Linked DNA regions of Homo sapiens: region 2 is linked to region 1. Evidence: read pairs that join two places in POLR2A ChIA-PET (ENCODE). Cell type or tissue: IMR-90. All regions are shown on one strand. Each heading gives the region's core, and the rest is flanking DNA. Links, peaks and the distances in the headings are about the cores only.

Evidence for each region. ChIA-PET counts read pairs that join two places held together with the same protein. Peaks named below come from ENCODE experiments on the same cell type or tissue, not always from the same donor. Only the 100,000 strongest peaks of a DNase experiment are listed, where the experiment ranks them.
Region 2: POLR2A ChIA-PET joins it to region 1 with 13 read pairs; 2 of 35 experiments call an interaction of 5 or more read pairs at or near these places.

The regions. Positions count from the first base shown.
Region 1 is chr2:215,747,549-215,755,504 of GRCh38, forward strand. LINC00607 (long intergenic non-protein coding RNA 607) reads right to left here. Exons shown (of 10, transcript NR_037195.1): 2 at 2,695-2,869. Among named protein-coding and RNA genes, the nearest start is that of LINC01614, 33 kb to the left of the region's middle. In IMR-90, for the core only: no CTCF peak of the experiment used is centred there; DNase peaks (open chromatin) are centred at 2,283 and 3,873; H3K27ac peaks cover 292 bases.
Region 2 is chr2:215,424,459-215,430,322 of GRCh38, forward strand. It overlaps FN1 (fibronectin 1), which reads right to left. Exons shown (of 46, transcript NM_212482.4): 6 at 3,722-3,880; 7 at 636-827. Among named protein-coding and RNA genes, the nearest start is that of FN1-DT, 8.3 kb to the right of the region's middle. RefSeq lists an enhancer at 1-63. In IMR-90, for the core only: no CTCF peak of the experiment used is centred there; no DNase peak of the experiment used is centred there.

The sequences.
Region 1 (7,956 bases), core at 1,744-6,743:
GTCAGTGTATGTTGACTCTGAATCAGATTATAACACAGTAGTCATGGCAGTAAGCCACAGTGAGATGACCGGGACCAAAATCACAGATGTCCTAGCATTTGGGTGATAGAATAAATCAATCTCCTGCTACTAGATGTGACTATCCTGTGGATAAATAGCGGGACTACTAGGTTGGGCTTACTAGGTAGTGCTCTGATAGATTCTCTCTCTCTCTTTCTCTCTCTCTCTGTATATATACATATATATATGTTTTCATTGGCTGCATGGAGCTTTAGTTTTTATTTTTATTTTTCAGAGACAGAGTCTCACTCTGTCATCCAGGCCGGAATGGAATGGTGCAATCATAGCTCACTGCAGCCTTGATCTCCTGGGCTCACACAATCCTCCCACCTTAGCCTCCCAAGTAGCCAGGACTACAGGCACATGCCACTACACCTAGCTAATTTTTTTTTTATTTTTATAGAGACAGGAGCTCCATATGTTGCCCAGACTGGTCTCAAACTCCTGGGCTCAAGCAATCTTCCCGCCTCATCCTCCCAGAGTGCTGTGATTATAGATGTGAGCTGCGCCCAAGCGGCCCTGATAGAGTATTTTTTTTTTTAAACATCAGGCCAGACCATACTCCTGTAGAAAGGGAAGAGGTTTACTCCTGAAAAGAGAGGCTAGTCCCAGTGTCACACTTATCTGAGGAGGAGGTGGGAAAACGGCACTCTGAAGGCAGGCCTTAGCCAGATAGGACAGAATTCCTAGCCTTTCTCTCTCCCTCTGAACTTTGAGTTGGCTCAGTTGGCTTGGGAGCAAAGCTTAAAGATGGCTTTGGACACACAAACCCAGCCCTGAAGAAGACAAGAAGGCATCCGGTAAGATATCTCAAGCTGAAGACTAACGCATCTTACTTTACAAAGTGTATTTCTCATTTTATGTTCCTCTTTTATTCGATGTTTTTGTTAAAAATCTAGCCTTCTGTGAGAGCCTTTAAAAATGCTTCAGCTGTGCTGGAGGAACTAAGGTCATGCTGGGGGTGCATGCTAGGAGAGGCGTGTCATCTGAGGCCAGCATGATCATGCCTGGTGTGACTCTTGGAGTGAACTTCTCAGTTCACATCCCTGGCCCCTTCCCAGGGACTTGCCCCGATTCAGTGAGGTGAGTTCCAGAGGTCGTGTCTTTACTTGGTGACATGAGCCAGGGCTACTTTCTTCAGGGCTGAATGCCTAAATGAAGCCGGGCTAATCATATTGTCTTTCCTGGAAATGTGGAGATTTGTGTTCAGAGGACCGGCACCTGAGGGTCCTGGAGCTGAGCCACAGAGCATCCTAAAGGGAAAGTCCAGATATTCCCACAGTTAAGGTCTCTGGAGCCTCCCTACTTCTTACCCTGCTGAGGTTTGGTTTTTAAACTCAGATCTTCTCAATACATTTTTCTTTTTACTTAAACTGGACAAAGTCTGTTTCTCCCCCTTTAATCAAATGAATCTCAATTAATACATAGCAGCGGCAGTCAATTTTTTTTTTTTAAAGAAATCTCCAAAGGCAAGGTAAGTAGTGGCGTATAGGAATAGCAGGCTTGAAGCTCTACCATTCAGTGGTAACCCTAAGTAAATCCCTAAGTGGAGAATCCTAAGTAAAATAGAGGTACAGTTACCAAATAATCAGGGTAGATCCCAGGGGTCAAAATCTGAGGAGAGTTAGCCTCAGGGAAGTGGAGCCATGATGTACCAGCAGCTGAGCACCAAGGAGAAAACAGAACACAAAGCATTAAACAGGCTGCCCAGTGGATGGTCAAAATAGGGGACAGGTGTGAGCAGAGTTTAGCTAAGGAGCTAAAGTTCAGAGGAATGACCTCAGGCTTAGACAAACTGAAACTCAGGGCAGGGACACAAGTCAGGGTGACAAAACACTACCCAGTGGGATCATAGGTCAAAGCAGAAGCCCAGTTACCAGAACTGGAGCACGAGGTCAGAGCAGGGCAGCTCATCAGTGTGTAACCAATGCTGCTGGACTCCTCAGTTTCCCAACAAGGGACAGGTCTGGTCCCACAGTCTGGAGCAGGGCTAAGGCTGCAGGCAGGGGTGAAGAACAAGGCAGCCGGGGTGTGGGGACAGGGAGTCAGTGCTCACACTGCGATCTCGCAGCCTTCTTCTCCATAGTGACACAGCCCTGGGGCCTCTGCTCAGCCCCTGAGCTTCCAAGCAGAAAGAGCTGTAGGAGAGGATGAAGTAAGTCAGGGAAACGGAGCCACCGTCATCAGCCTGGAGCCCTTGTCCTGCATGGAGTGGCGCGTGGGGGCGGAGGAGAGGGAGAGCTGCTTTTGTTTGTTTATTTCCTCATAGCAACTCACAAACTTAGCCAAATACAGATACAAATGAAGTGCATGAAAACTTTCCTAACTTCCTGACTCAGAATCGTTACTAAATATATAGATCAGATGTAGGCGGACGAAGGCAGAATTGTAGGTTCCACCTAACAGTCCTCAAACACTGCTGCCCCTGTGCCCCTCCATGTAGAAAGAGCTCCCAAAGGTCACCAGGATGTGCTTGCCGTTTTGCTCAGTATTTTCTAAAATAATCAAAATGGAAACTGAAAATTCACCTTCCTCATGTCTCCTAACCTCAGAGGAGCCAAGCACAACTGGAGAGGCTTGGTCGAAATTGATGATTGATTGATTAGTTATCCTCTCTTTAGTGCCCTCTCTCACCTTACTCCTCATTTACTCCTGTGACAGGCCATGACGGGGGCTCACAGGACTGAAGATATGGCTACAGTTCCCATGGGGTGCAGGTGATTCCAGCAGGCTGAGACGAAGTTTCAGCACAGAGGGCATGGATGAGTTGGTGTTTCCATGAGAGGAAGGATTGGATAGGTCACGCATTCTGAAACAGATTTGCAAGGGTCTTTAGAAGTTATCTGGCTCCAGTGTGCATCATCTGATGAAACTGGTTTATCTAGCAGTTGGCAAAGGGTAAGGTTATTCTTAATGAATATTTCCATGAGGGCCCAGGATTAGGTGTATCAACATGTTCATTCCTAGATTTCAGCTGTCCTTGAAGAAACTGGTAGAGGGGAAGGGAGAGGGAGTGGAGGCAATTGTAGAATAGAGAGGATCATATCAGACCTTGTCATGAAGGTAGTGTAAGCCTCAAAAGAATTTGTCACCAAGCTCCACAAAAGAAATAAAAACTTTTCCCTTCTTCCTTTTGTAATCTACCTTTACTGAATTTGGACTACATAAACTCATTTGTTTTCAATTTAACCGCTATGTGATTAGTGGGGTAGGTTGCCAGAATATGCAGAAAAGAAAATAAAAATACTGTAAATCAAGTTTTCCCATTCTTCACCCCTGCCGCCTTTGCATTTGGGGACCTTCAAAGCTCCTGGCAGGATGTGGCTTTGACTCTGGGTTTTCTCATGTACAGCCCTTAGAAGAGTGCTTGGCACATAACAAATGCTGTGTAAGCATTTGCGATTAGTAGTAACATTTGTAGTCACATTTGTACCTTTCATGTAGAATTCCCTACCCTTAATCCAGCCAACTCCTACCTTCCCTGATAGACCACGGCCTTCATCACTGTCCAGGGCTTAGGGCTTACAGAATTTAACTCTGAATACTTTGATTAAAATCATTGTTTCTACAGATGAGAAAGTTAAAAAGGACTCCCCACTTTATGTAGCTCTTGGAGAGGGAACTTGATGATTAAGCTACTCTCAATTATTAATACTGAGAAGAAGAAAAATGTGCAGGCAGTCCTCACTGCCATCCCCTCTTAAATTCCATCCATCTGCTGCCTGGATGGTGCTGACAAACCCCTATTTCACTTTTCACTTCATTGATTCACTCATTCAACAGTTTCCCTGCTGATTCATCCGTCTCAAAGTCAACTTGTTAACATTTTACCTTACCAATTCAGGAACACCAGCGGTTGGAAAAAGAATGTAAGTACTGGTTACTCCATAGCAGGAGATGAAAAGATGATTCATTCCTTACCATTCCTCTGCTTTCAATTACTTTTGTAAGAATACCATGTAGCAAAAGCTGAGGTGCCCTGCATGCAGTCAAAAACGTATTTTTGCACCTTTTTCATTCATGGATCCATAGGATTCTACTAGACAGTCCTCTCCCATTTAGGATTGTCTGTTCTCAATATCATAGACTAAATACAAACAACTGTGAAAGGCAGCTGTTCACAATGAAGCAGCCACAAAGCTAAGCACAAAGGTATTCTGCAGTGGTTTTTGAGCTTCAACTATCCAACTTGATTCATTCCCTGTAAGTCCAGTTTTCCCTAGCCTGCAAACATAAATAAGGAAAGTCATTTTCCTATTATTTACAGCAACTTCAAGACTCCATTTATCAAATTAGCTGGGCCACAGTCCCCTTCCCCAGGAATCCTCAAAGGTGGTGGTATTTCATGTGCTTTCCTGAGTCAGTTAATCTCTGCTTCCATGGGCTCAGGCCATCAATCTCCACTCCGTCCACTGGCCACTTAGGCCAACTGCCAGTTGCCATTTACTCCTCTAGAACTGCTGACCTGCCTATGGCGAATGCTGCTATTTCCATGCCACTCTTGGTTGAGGAGGGAAGGGAAAAGTGGGATGCACTCCCTCCCTGTTCCTTGCGTGTCTGGTGTATAAGAGATATTTCCTTGACACAGCTGAAACCAGGCTGTAACTTTTGACAACACTTCATTTAAGGTCCTGAGATAACAGGGGGGAATAGTAACCTTGCAGCTCCAAATGTAGTTCATGCACAGCAGCCTCAGCATCACCTGGGAGTTGGAGAGCAATTCGAAATCTCAGGTCCCATTCCAGTCTTCCTAAACAGTGTGCATTTTAACAAAACATTCAGGTAATTTGTATGCATGTTAAAGTTCGAGAAACATGAATTTCTTTTTTAAAAATATTTTTATTATACTTTAAGTTCTGGGGTACACATGCAGAATATGCAGGTTTGTTCCATAGGTATACACGTGCCATGGTGGTTTGCTGCACCCATCAACCCGTCATCTATGAGAAACAAGAATTTCAACACAGACGAACTTTCATCTGCATGCCACATATCCATCACTGGCCTCTCCACATTCACCCTCCACCCTTTTCCACCTTTGTTCTCTGCTTAGGATGTTGACCTCTCTTGACTGCATGGGTCAGGGCCTTCTTTCCCTACGGCTTCAGAGGATAGGAGGAAAATTGGGTTAGTTTGACCTCAGGCTGGCTGCAACCCTCTGGATTGTGAATTGCCTTGAGGAAGCCCAACTCACTTCCTTGGTCTTAGACCTGCTATGGAGGGCCCCATTTCCTTATCCAGAAATCGCTTCCTTTCACATATGATTAGTAGTGTGAATGTCCACCCTTATCAACCACTTTTATGGTTTCCCCCAGACCCAATACAACAATAACACTAAAACAGTCTGGGCGAACGGCTTACGCCTGTCATCCCAGCATTTTGGGAGGCCTAAGGTGGATAGATCACCTGAGGTCAGGAGTTCAAGACCAGCCTGGCCAACATGGTCAGAAACCCTGTCTCTACTAAAAAAATACAAAATTAGCTGGGCATGGTGGCATATGTTTGTAATCCCAGCTACTTGTGAGGCTGAGGCAGGAGAATTGCTTGAACCTAGGAGATGGAGGTGGCAGTGAGCCAAGATCACATCATTGCGCTCCAGCTTGGGCTAAACAGTGAAACTCCATCTCAAAAAAAAAAAAAAAGAAACCCAAAAAGCAAAAAACAGTGGCCCAATATTAGAACATTCTCCAACATCCACTTATCTAGTCTTGGAGAGCAGTTCATCTAAGACATCCATAGTCCTGCCCGGACCGATCAGTAAAAGCATAGTCTTCTGCTTTGGAACAATCTTTTCTGCAGTGTTAGGGCTGGATTTGCATGTTCTTCCAGCCAGCATATCCATCACAGCACGTAATATCCTGAGAAACAGCTCAAAGTGGAATAAACATATCTCCCCTTGAACCCATCACAGCTTTTGAAAGTTATAGGAGGGCCTCCACCCTTGCCCAATTATAATCCATTCTTCAATCAGGAACCAGAGTCCTCCTCCTAAATTGCAAATCAGATGTCACCCTTCTGTATAAAGCTTTATGCGGACTCAGTTTGTACGTAAAACATAAACCATGGCGTTGCAGTTCAGTTTTTCCAAGAAGCAGATCCTGAGATGAAGGTCAGTATATAGGAGGTTAATCGGTGAGTACTCTCAGGGTCAACTCCTGTGGAGGACATGAAGGAGGCAGGATTGGACAGAGAAGGAAACAGTTGCAGCAAAAGCTGCCACCAGTCCCACAGAGCTTTGGAACCTGCATGACTATGCAGCGTCATCCTTAATTGAATCAAAAGGAGCCCAGCCTTTGTATGTTAGCATTGCCAGTCATTCCTGGGCTGCCCTATGGAAAACAAGTGTGACCTTGGACCACCACCAGGCTCTCTTCAGCCAAGGGCAATTCCCAGTGGGACTTCAGCTTCAAACTGGCATTGCCCACACTCTTGGCAGCTGGGAAAAGGAGTGCTCCTTTCCAAAAAGTGGTGCGCTGGAGTTGGACCGGATAGCATAACACGGTCTACTACTCATGATCTGTACAATTCTCCAGGATCTGGCCCAGTGTACCTGTGTAACGTTGTCTTACCCACTCACCACCCACTGGACTGGAGTCTCATTGGCCTCCATCTGGATTCCTCGGGGACTCTGTACTTACTGTCCTCTTACCCAGACCGCACCCCCTGCATCTTTGTGTGGCTGGTGTCTTCTCCTTCAGGTCTTAGGTCAGAGATCACTGCCACAAAGACACCTTCTTTGACCACCTGTTTAATGTAACTCTCACACTTCATGTGCTTGTGGCTGTTAATGTCACACTGCTTATTTCTTTCATAGACCTTATCACAAAATGGCATTATGTATTTTCTTCCTTGTTTAAGTGCTGCTCAAAAGCTTCTTTAGGGCAGAGACTTTTTGTTGCTCTTCTTTATTCCTTTCCCCCAATGCCTAGGGTAGTGACCAAAACATAGCAGATGCTATAAATCAATGAATGAATGAACAGTGCGTTCTGAATTGGAGTTGTTTTTATACTTTCATGCTTTTAGAGGCATGGCTTCCTCTAAGTGGAGTGCATTGTCTTTCCTCCTAACAAATTCGCACTTGGCTCAAACGTCAGCTTCTCTGTAAAATACTGTCATCTGCTCATATGACCCCCTTCCCTTTCTCATCTTGCCACCCTCAGCTCTCTATGGCTAGCACAATGCCTAGCACAGAGGAAGCAGTGATAACATTGAATGCCCACTGTGTGCCCAGTATTGCTATGTGAACAAAACAGACAAAATCCTTGCCCTTGTGAAATTTATATTCTAGTTGGGGAAGACAGACATAAACAAAATAAATAATTTAACTATATACTTCTGCAGAAAACAGGGCTAGAGAATACTAGGTGTTATTGCAAAAATTAAAAAGAGTAGCCAGAGAAGATCTCACTGAGTCCTGAGCTTCTTCAAGGAGCAGCAAGGGAACCAGTAGGACATGAGCAGTGAGTGAGGGAGAGAACGGCAGAAGAGATCAAAGATGTAACGGGGCCAGACCATGAGGAGTCTTGTAATCACTGTCAGTGAGAAGGGAACCATTGGAGGCTCTTTCTGAGCCGAGGAGTAACACAACCTGACTTAGGTGTTGAGGGCGTCTGTATGTAGCTGGGCGCAGTGGTGGCACCTGTAATCCCAGCTATTTGGGAGGCTGAGGTGGGAGAATTGCTTGAGCCCAGGAGGCGGAGTGATCCAAGATCACGCCACTGCACTCCAGCCTGGGCGACAGAGCGAGACTCTCGTCTGGAAAAAAAAAAGAGAGAGAGAGAGAGAGCAGGTGGTATGGAGGCAAGTGTGGAAATCAGGAGACCTCCTGGGGCCAGTGGCCCAGGTAAACTTGGATTTCGCTGATGTCACCGGAGGTGGTAAAAAGTGGACAGGTTC
Region 2 (5,864 bases), core at 113-5,112, 320 kb before region 1:
TCGTTAATTTCAGTCAAAATGCATTACTCAGGAATCCATGTCTACTGTGGATAGAACGACACCTGAGTTCTTCTGCTGATGTCCTTCATGACCACTTCTGCTGCCATGCCTCAGTTTCTCTATTTGTAAAGCTATATTTATACAGGTCAATTAAGGATGCTGCTTAAGGATGTTGGGATAATATTTATGACTATATCTATGCCATAAAATTAATATATGAGACTATTCTGGGGGAGAATTGTGTAGCAATTGTTATTGCCATAGTGACTACCATGTTTGTAGTGCAGAATACATATATTAGGTTATTGGAAGATGTTTACATCACAAAGCTGCTGAAATTTGAGATTTAGAATATAAAACATTGATGATTATTCAGAAAGTAGCTCTCTTGTAACAACACTTTAGACAGATAAATACAATAAAATTTTTACCCATGATATCCATGACCAGAAAGAAAATACATAAATTAAAAAGATTGGAAGAAACTATTTCAAATGCCAACCCTAATTGTTATCACAGGGTGGTAAGATTACAGGCTTCTTGTTTGTTTTATTGTTTCACATTGAAAATGTATTGTCCTTCAAAAACTAAATAATAAAGTCATCAGTCCTATTCTTCAAAAAGATAATGCATACCTGTCTCTTGGCAGCTGACTCCGTTGCCCAGGCACGTGCAAAGCATTTGCTTATTTCCTTGTGTCTTCAGCCACTGCATCCCCACAGAGTAGACCACACCACTGTCTGTGACACAGTGGCCATAGGGAGGAGGCTGGGGGTGAGGCTGCGGTTGGTAAACAGCTGCACGAACATCGGTGAAGGGGCCAGATCCTAATGGCATGAAAAGGGAATGTCACAAAACTGGGTGAGAGAAGACAATTCACTACTTTCTGCAGTCAGGATCTTCAGGATCTCACAGAGATCACTCTGAAATCTATGTCGCTACTGGCCTGGGACTGGAAAAAAATGTCCCTTATTCAGCAGTAGCTTTTGCATTTAGCCTAGGAAATAATCCACAAGTGTCTACCAAGTGGTCTCCATCCTCCAGCTCAGCTGGGGCTACTGGGATTATATTTCTTTTTGTTTGTTTGTTTTTTGGTTTTTTGGGTTGTTTTTGAGATGGGGTCTCACTCTGTTGCCCAGGCTGGAGTGCAGTGGCGCGGTCTCGGCTCACTGCAACCTCTGCCTCCTGGGTTCAAGCTATTCTCCTGCCTCAACCTCCCAAGTAGCTGCAATTACAGGCACGCACCACCATGCCCAGCTGATTTTTTTTGTATTTTTTAGTAGAGACGGGGTTTTGCCATGTTGGCAAACTCCTGACCTCAAACTCCTGTCTCAAACTCCTGACCTCAGGGGATCCACCCGCTTCGGCCTCCCAAAGTGCTGGGATTACAGGCATGAGCCACCTCGCCTGGCCGGGATTATATTTCTCAATCACAGACATCATCCTGCCACTCCATACAGCAGATACCTTCAACACATCCTCACTCTTCTGAGTAACCGAGCTCATCAGAGGGTGCCTTCAGCAGCTGTCCTGGATTTTCTGGAGGTCACCTCCACCTTCCACATTTTATTTCTCCTCTGGATTATTTGTGATTCTATTGTGTTTTTTCTAAAACCAATTGATCCTCTTAAGACAGCTTTCCTTTCAGAATAACACAACAGGATGTGTTGATCTTTTCTTTTTTCTTTTTTTTTTTTTTTTTTTTTTTGAGACGGAGTCTCACTCTGTCACCCAGGCTGGAGTGCAGTGGCGCAATCTCGGCTCACTGCAAGCTCTGCCTCCCGGGTTCACGCCATTCTCCTGCCTCAGCCTCCCGAGTAGCTGGGACTACAGGCACCCGCCACCACGCCCGGCTAATTTTTTGTATTTTTAGTAGAGACGGGGTTTCACCGTGTTAGCCAGGATGGTCTCGATCTCCTGACCTTGTGATCCACCCGCCTTGGCCTCCCAAAGTGCTGGGATTACAGGCGTGAGCCACCGCGCCCGGCCGATCTTTTCTTTCAACTTTTAGATATCTGTTCTCTTGAAGGCCAGGGCCCACCGCAGAACAGAATCAGGGCTGAGGCTAGACCAAAGGTACACTGAATTCAGTGCCTCCCTAAGTGCTGCTGAACACTAGAACCCAAAGATGTTCACAGACAAAGAATCCCAAGGTCAAACGTACTAGGGAGACATGGCGCCCATCCCCTACACTCTACCATGGAGAGTATGATGTAAAGGAACACACAGATTCTGCAGAGCAGGTTCCATTTTGTTTAACCCATTGCTTCTCAAACTTTTTTGAACAATGGAATCTTTTCAGTATTGGCAATATTCATATATAGCTAACATTTATTGAGTGTTTATCCCCATTTAATTCCCACCTACACTTTTAATCTATTTTGGTAGACTGACATTTATAATTTTTTTTATTTTTTATTTTATTTTATTTTTTTGAGATGGGGTCTCGCTGTATCACCCAGGCTGGAGTGCAGTGGTGCGATCTCGGGTCACTGCAAACTCCACCTCCCGGGTTCATGCCATTCTCCTGCCTCAGCCTCCCGAGTAGCTGGGACTACAGGCGCCCGCCACAACGCCTGGTTAATTTTTTGTATTTTTAGTAGAGATGGGGTTTCACCGTGTTAGCCAGGATGGTCTTGATCTCCTGACCTCGTGATCCGCCTGCCTCGGCCTCCCAAAGTGCTGGGATTACAGGCGTGAGCCACCGCGCGTGGCCGATGTTTATAATTTTTTTTGGCCAGTAGCAATTTTATTAATGATAATAAAATAACTCAAAGATATTATCAAATCTAATCTTGTTCACCTTCATAAGTGCTCAAAGCAAGACAAAAACTCATCAAAAGAAGAAAAATTAGAACAATTAATATTTTTAATTGAAGGATGGCTGAGACACTACGTAATGATGTTGGCACATCATATAGTAAAAAGTTAATCAAAACATATTAAAAATAATGAGAGGAGTGCACGTCCTTGTTGGCCATATTTCTCTCTTCAGATTTTTATGAAACATTTATGACGTAAAAATCTTTTTCTCATGCCAAAAATGATTAAAACTTGTTTTTTAAAAAGAATGCTTAGATATCATGTCTTTCATGGCCATCTCTAAGTCCTCTCTGAATTTCTAAAATTTCGAATGCCAATACATGAAGGAAATAATTGTGTGTTACTTTATAGAATGTAACAAAGTTTGCCAGAGCATAGAAACCACATATAAAGGATGGTTTCCACTACAAAAAGAGTTCAATGTCGGGACAGGGAAGTATATTTCATTCAAAAACAAACAAACAAAAAATCCAAATGCACTTTTTTTGTCCTTTCCTAGCAGAAGAACCAGGTAGTCATATAATTAATTATAACTCTCATTTCCTTTCAAATGAACTTTGGATATTCAAAATACGTGTGTGTGTGCGTGTGTGCGTGATCTATCCATGGTAAGTTTTATGATGCTAGCATTCTTTAAAACTCAGTTTTATCTTTTGGAGATAAATCTGGCTTTTTTCCCCCTAAGGTTTATTTGTATGTCATTTTTCTTTTTTTCTGAAAAATTTAAAACTTGACATTAAAAAAAGTTTTAACAACCAATAATGTGTAAATTATCTTAGGTTATTAGCTGAAACACTGCAAATTATCCTCAAATGGCATGTCAAAGGAAAGATGGATTTGCGGAAATATTTCTTGACCTGCTTCCCCATTTCCCGCCCCTGCTCGTCCTGTGCCTCACCGCTCGATGTGGTCTGCACAGAGGTGTGCCTCTCACACTTCCACTCTCCTCGGCCGTTGCCTGTGCAGATGCACTGGAGCAGGTTTCCTCGATTATCCTTCTTGCTCCAGGTGTCTCCAATTCTATAGGATGTCCTTGTGTCCTGATCGTTGCATCTATCTGTGTCACAAAGGAAGCACATACATACATCAGGTCGAGAGTCGCAAGTGGTCAATTCAAACTTAAAAAAGGAATGCTATCTATGCCTGGTAATCTATTTTTGGTAATATGTTCATATTCAGCTCTGGTGCTGCAAGGTATTACACTTCTGAAAGATGAAATTACATTTGTTACAGTGGAAAGGCAGCTGAATGGTTTAGTCTAGTTTCATCTCTCTGTCAAATAACATTTTCATTTATCTATTTATTTATTGTTTTCACACTGTTCCTTTGACTAACTTCATTCTCTGGCATTATATTTCATCTTTTTCCTTCTCAGGCTCTTCCAGGATTTTTCTTAGTCATCACTGTTTATGGCCTGCCTTTCAATAGGGACCTTGCTTTAGAAAACTAAAAACAGGCTAAGCGCGGTGGCTCACGCCTGTAATCCTAGTACTTTAGGAGGGTGGATCACCTGCAGTCAGGAGTTCAAGACCAGCCTGGGCAACATGGTGAAACCCCCGTCTCTACTAAAAATACCAAAAAAAATTAGCCGGCTGTGGTGGCGGGCGCCTGTAATCCAAGCTACTCGGGAAGCTGAGGCAAGAGAATCGCTTGAACCCGGGAGGTGGAGGTTGCAATGAGCTGAGATCACACCATTGCACTCCAGCCTGGGCGACAGGGTGAGACTGTCTCAAAAACAAAACAAAACAAAACAAAACAAAAAAAACAAGCAAACAAAAAAAAGCTTATAACAATGGGGAGGCAAGCAGGTATCAAAGGGTCTTCACCAATGGCTACAAAGAAGCTATAAGAAGGTGGTAGTATCTCTTTCTTCATTTGTTATGTAAAAAATGTAGAGGATGCACAATTTCTTTGACTAAAATATTATTTTCCCTTCCCCTATACCCAAACATCTACAGTATTTAAAAATCACTAGCAAAATAGCCCCAAATTATTCAGTGTTAGCCCTCCACTGGAAGAGTGGGATCAACATAAAATGATAATTTGTAACTAAATGACCATTAGTCTATGCGTGCATTTATCTGGTAAATAGATTATTTAAATTATAATCCAAATTTGCTCTGTGCCACGATGTGAGTATAGAGGATCTGATGTCTTTGTGAATTGGATATTGTTGCAACTCCTGGGTTAGAGAAAAAAAATTAATAGTTGATGTAGGTTCAAACAAATACACACCCACATCCATCTACCACAAGAATAGAAGTTTGCATGAAGGTATAATTACTGATTAGAGCTTTTTCCCAAATCCCCAGCGAAAAGTATTATCATCCCCTGAACCTCCATAGCACTACTTTCAGTATTTCTGTTGAAATCTTTAATACTGTGTTTTGCAGATGATAAATATGTATAAGACTTTCTCATCTCCCTGACCCCCTAAGTACTCTTTGAAGGCTGGGCTAATGTTCATTTCATATCTGCACCCCTATAATACCTTGAACAAAGTAAGTCCTTATAAAATTTTCTGGAATAAATGACTTCTCTTTGAGAAACTTTTCCCAACTTGCTATTTAAAGAGTTCTAAATAACAGATAAGGTTTGAATCAGACATCTAATTTGTCTTAAGCTAAAATATTGCCACAAAGATCTTGGAAGTCTGATGATCACAGTAACATTTTAAATGCAAAATATCTAATAAACCAGCAAGTTTCTGGGAAAGCTTTGGTCAAAATGGTTACCACTTTTCATGAGAGACCTATTTTTGTTAGCAAAGAATTTGAATTTGGATGATGGCTATGTTAAAGGTAGTTAAATGGGTTCAGCTAGATAAATAAAACAGGTTCAAATTATTTGGATTTGATTTTAAACTTATTTACAACACCAGTAGTTAATGGCTGTTTTACTTCAACAAACTCTCTAGCTGTTATTAGTTTACAATATCAAAAAAGGAGCCTTCAAACCCAAAGGCAACAATTAAGACCCCAAGACAATCTTAGAAGGAGCAGTAAAGACACCAGAGGCCAGCTTCTTTACAGCACTAATCA